Regions from separate parts of the Homo sapiens genome. Here region 2 is linked to region 1. Evidence: chromatin loops called from intact Hi-C (ENCODE). Cell type or tissue: ovary. All regions are shown on one strand.

The links. A loop is a pair of places that touch in the nucleus more often than their neighbours do. Peaks named below come from ENCODE experiments on the same cell type or tissue, not always from the same donor. Only the 100,000 strongest peaks of a DNase experiment are listed, where the experiment ranks them.
Region 2: a loop joins it to region 1, with 2.2 times the contacts of the local background. A loop is called at or near these places in 4 of 110 quality-filtered maps.

The regions. Positions count from the first base shown.
Region 1 is chr2:8,490,541-8,493,040 of GRCh38, reverse strand. No RefSeq gene overlaps it. Among named protein-coding and RNA genes, the nearest start is that of LINC01814, 92 kb to the left of the region's middle. In ovary, no CTCF peak of the experiment used is centred here; DNase peaks (open chromatin) are centred at 1,320 and 1,600; H3K27ac peaks cover 1,632 bases.
Region 2 is chr2:8,658,192-8,660,691 of GRCh38, reverse strand. No RefSeq gene overlaps it. Among named protein-coding and RNA genes, the nearest start is that of ID2-AS1, 22 kb to the left of the region's middle. In ovary, no CTCF peak of the experiment used is centred here; a DNase peak (open chromatin) is centred at 1,189.

The sequences.
Region 1 (2,500 bases):
ACCCCATCTCTACTAAAAATACAAAAAAATTAGCTGGGCGTGGTGGCGGGTGCCTGTGGTCCCAGCTACTTGGGAGGCTGAGGCAGGAGAATGGCATGAACCCGGAAGGCGGAGCTTGCAGTGAGCCGAGATCGCGCCACTGCACTCCAGCCTGGGCGGCAGAGTGAGACTCCGTCCCCCCAAAAAAAAAAAAAAAGGAAATCATCTCCCTTTCAGACTCGCATGTCTGTAGAGAATATCTTTAGCCAACGATTAAAAGCAAAAGTGTCCTCGTCACTCTAGAAGACCTCAATTCACCTGACCTCCAGTGTTTAGATTCTGGGACTCTCAGCAAAGTCAACGTTTTGAACTGCAGGTATCCACTGGCTTGGAGAGGAAAATGTAGTGGCATTTCCTTGGATGTAATCGCCTTGAAAAACAAGAGTGTTGCAGTTCCGAGGCACTCAGCGAACTCTGCAATGTGTTTTTGTAAAATAATTCTGTACAGAAAGGCAGACTGACCGGTGAAATTTATCTGAGAACAAAGTTATCATTTCAGCCATTAATCTATTTGGGATCAGAAAAGGTTATTTCCAAGTTCTAACAATAATAAGAAGCTCAAATCTCACCTAGACATTAGATTAACATTTCTAAAAATTTAAGCATGGTCAGAAGTTAATTATAAAACATGCTGGACCTTTACAGTCACTGATTTAATATAGAGAGTATATAAAGACAATAACTGGATAGAAATTACCAGATAAATTTCCCCCTGCCTTTCCTCCAAGAATGTGCCTCCATTTATTAGAAACCCCCATGTCTCTTATAAATGGCTATTTTAATTTATGGATTTACAGTAGGGAGGAAATTAATTAACACGAAGTTGGAGCAGTTCCAACACGAAGTTGGAACACGACTGGGAAGCTGGCACTTGGGCCCATTACTTCTCTGCTCCTGACTGACTGTGTGACATTGGCCAAAGCAGTTAACCTCTGTGGGGCTCAGCTTCTCCATCTGTAAAAGAGGAATATTGCTTCTCAGCTGCCCTGCAAGGGGTAAAAATGCATGAACCAGCACATGGGAAGAGAAAGGAGAGGGCTCAGAGACGGGGTGAAGGCAGCAGGGAATAATAAACGGCTCCCATTTATTTCCCAGACCTTGAAGTTTGGGCCATACTCAGGGCTGATGTTTGCAATCCGCAACGCCAAGTTGACTTGGCCTGTTACTTGAAAATATGGAGGGCAAATATTAACTCAAGATAATGCAGCACGAGCAACGCAAAGGCCAGTTAACCTGAAAAAAGAAGAAATCACCATAGTTTAAAACGATGACACACGATGGCTCCCGGGATCGCTCATAAATTTCTGCTTTGTGGTAGCAAGAACATGTTCAAGGAATTAGTGCTGGGGTATCTCAGGGCAGCTTTCTAACCGCGTCTGATCTGTACGCTGTCCCCATTTGCCAAAACTCTTCATCGCCGATAAGGTGCTTGTTAGAGAAACGGGAACTAAATTTATAATCGGCTTTTGTGAAGCCAATTTACATGTTGTACTGCTGGAACTTAGAACTAAAGGGAATGTGCTTGAAGCCAAAATTGGCTTTGTGGCTCCAGTTTCCTCAGCTCAGCACCACCTGCCTCCAATCAAACTGTCCAATTACAGGAAACAATTGTTTTCTTGCTTTCTGGGAAGTGAAGAAATTCATCCAGTAAAGGACTGATTTCTAAATGCTTCTTTTTTTCCTTCTTAAAAAGAAAAAAAAAAGAAGATCAGAAAAGACCAACAAATCCAAAACATCAACATTGTTTGGGGAAGAAAGTGTTTCCCTAACAAATTGCCTTCAAAGTTCAAAAACCAGAATATTGCCATCTACATACGTTGGTGTTACTGACCACAGATAACTGCTCTGTAATTACCTCTTATAATAACATTATTAGCCATTCAGAAGAAAGATTCTCTCTTTTAACGTGAGGCAGTAATTAAAGGCAGTGAATTTCACAGGTGAAATCTTGCAGAAAGTATGATTCTGAAGTCAAAGAATTTAGTGATCCACCTCTGCCTAATTAAACTTTCGTCTCAAAATAAAATCTTATATTTGAAACAATGAAATCAGGGCAATGATACTATTTATCTTTGAGGCCAAGTCTCGTTTCTTTAAGCCCTAATTTGACTTTCTACAGCTTATTTCCCTGAAATGGTTAAGATGGCAGCAGAGAAGTTGAAAAGAATATAAACCGCTGGTCACATGTAGGTGGTATTTAGTATGCATTGAGCATAGATGACAATTATAGTACATTCTTTCCTCTGGCAGGTAATATTTTAATGGAACTAACAAACTTCACTTGGCTTGTTTCTACTTCATCTCTTGAGTTTCTGTTTTTAAAAATAAAACAGAACTGCTCAATATTTTATGATTCAATAAAAATAATGACCTCATGGAAACCACTTACTGGCATTTTTCTTATCATTCCTCAGTAGTGCATTGGCCTTACTGAGGCAACCTCCAGAAGCTTACATTTACA
Region 2 (2,500 bases), 170 kb before region 1:
AAAAAAAAAGTGTGGTACCCACAGGGTCAGAGTTTTCTTTTGTTATTTGTTTTTTATTTTGTTGTTTGTTTTTTAACCGACAGTACCTTTTTCGAGTTTGTTTCAGGAAAAAAAAAAAATGTGAGTTCTGAATTTTCTTCCCTACTTGCCCTCCTCCTTCTATCCCAGATACCTGGGGCTGTCCCCTCTTCCCTGTGGACAGTCACTCTGGCCCTGGCCTGAGACTGGATGTCAGCCCTGCCTCTGTGAGCCCTGCCAGCCCCGTCTGCTGACAGCAGCTGCACGCTGATGTCCAGACTCCACGACCGGCCTGAAGCCTGTCAGGGTCCAGCCAGCCCACTGTCCAGCCTCAGCTTCCATCTCTTGCTCCTCTCCCATGATGCTCCAGCCATCTGTGTGGAGCCACACACACCTGCTGTTCCCAGGACAGCCCTGGGTGGATGTTTACTCCTGCCCGCTCCTCTCCTGGGAACACCATTACCCTCCCCTTCGCTGCTTGGCTGACCCTTCTCTGTCCTTGAAGCCTCAGATATCACTTCCTTTGAAACCGTCCCTGCTCCCCTGGGCTGGATGCCCCTGCCTGTTCTTCTTCCCTGGAGCCTGGCCTGTACTGGGCTGGACTGGCTGCTTTCTGTGATCTCCTTCAACAGCGCCACTGTGATGGCCCAGAGCAGGGGGCTTTTATCCCAGACGTGGCAGGTGGAGCAGTGTCCAGGAGCCAGAACCACCTGTCTCCCGGATGCTTGAGGGCGGCAATTTTTGAGTGCGGTCCAGGACGTCCAGACCACTGGGGAACCCGTCAGCAATGTGGACGCTCCAGCCCCAGCCTGAGCGGTGGGATTCAAGCCTCTGGGGACAGCCCATGGTCTGCTCTGACCAGCTCTCCAGGGACTGTGCTCCTGCCCAAGCGGGTGAGCCCTGGCAGCTCTGCAGATGGGCAGGTGGACGACAATCCAGTCCAACCCCTCAGGCAGCCTTTCCTGGGCATTCAGACTTCAACGAGGGTGACATCATGTCCTGAAGGCACACTCAGAGAACAGAGAGTTTGTCACCCATAGCTTAAAACCAATATCAACCAACCACAGGGATGAGGCTGGGGCTGGCCTGCAGAAGAAGAGGGAACTGTGTGTTAGTCGGGGCCTCCAGCTAAGGGTGGCTGAGCCTGCCTGGGCTCAGAGGCCTGGAGCCACACATGACTGGGTTGGGAGATGATGCCAGAGGCCTGCTCAGCAGCCAGGGTGCAGGTGAAAGTCCAGGGCCCGAGGGGTGGACGTTGTCCAGAATTCTGGGGGTGGTACTTGCTGTTTTATCAGACCAGGAGATGGAGCTTGTCATGTTCCAGACTTAAATGTTATTGCCAAAAAGAAGCCCTAAACAGGCCACGGTGTCCTGTTTTTTTAAAATTACGGTTGAGAAATAGAGGTCCGGAGTGATGACAGGACGGGCCAAGGCCACAGGCTGCTGACGAGGGTGGTGCTCTGCCCTGCCCCTGCCCCTGGGGCAGCCCTGGTCTCCAGGAGCAGTGCCCTCAGAGCCTTGCTCAACCCTGGGGGCAGGCGGGGTCCCCAAGGTTGGCCTGTTCCTTCCTCTTCTTCAAGGCTGACAGGGGGCTGTCAGGAAGTGGGGAAGGGGTTTGGAGAACGCCTCCAACTCCAATTGTTGGAGGCTTTCTTTGAATTTGGGGTGTGTGGTTCCTTTTCTTCAATTTTTGTACAGTTCCTGAAGGGGAAATGTGCACCCCATGTCCACTCACTGAGGCCTGTGCCACACTGAGAGAGATAGAACTGGATGAGGTCCCCAGCCTGGCACCTCTCAGGGAACCTGGGGGCAAGGTCCCACAGGTAGACGGTCCCATGCCCAGTACACGCATCTGATGTGTTAAGATATTCCCCCTGACGTGTTCCAACCAGGCGTAAATAACACGCGACGTCGTCCTGACAGCAGATAGAGCTGACCGTGCCCTGTTGTCTCAACACTTATCTGTGGACACCATTTAAATATCTTTTTGGAGATGTTGCTGTGTTGTCCAGGGTGGAGTGCAGTCATGATCACGGCTCACTGCAGCCTCGAATTGCTGGCCTCAAGTGATCCTCTCACCTTAGCCTCCCAAAGTGCTGGGATTACAAGATATGAGCCACGCCTGATGCCTGGCCACTGTGGGGCACAATTTATAGAGTGACTTGTGGCCCTGCAGTTATGGGTAAGTAGAATTGGACCTAAGAGACACTTTGGCACCGGAGCAGCTGTCAGCTCTGCCGTCAGGGCCACAGTTGAGCGTTCGGGATCTTTTGGTATCCTCATAGCCAGTCTATTCCACACAAATGAGGCCAGAGGAACACCCTTCTCGTGAGTGGGGCTCCTGCCACTGTTCTGGGCCGAACCACAGGGCAGCCCTGCAGTTGTCAGAAGAGGGCAGGATTCTCACCCAGGCGGCCAAGGCTTCCTCTGAGGCTGCATCGGGCATCCCCTCCCAGGTCCCATCTGTTCTCTGCCAGCCCCG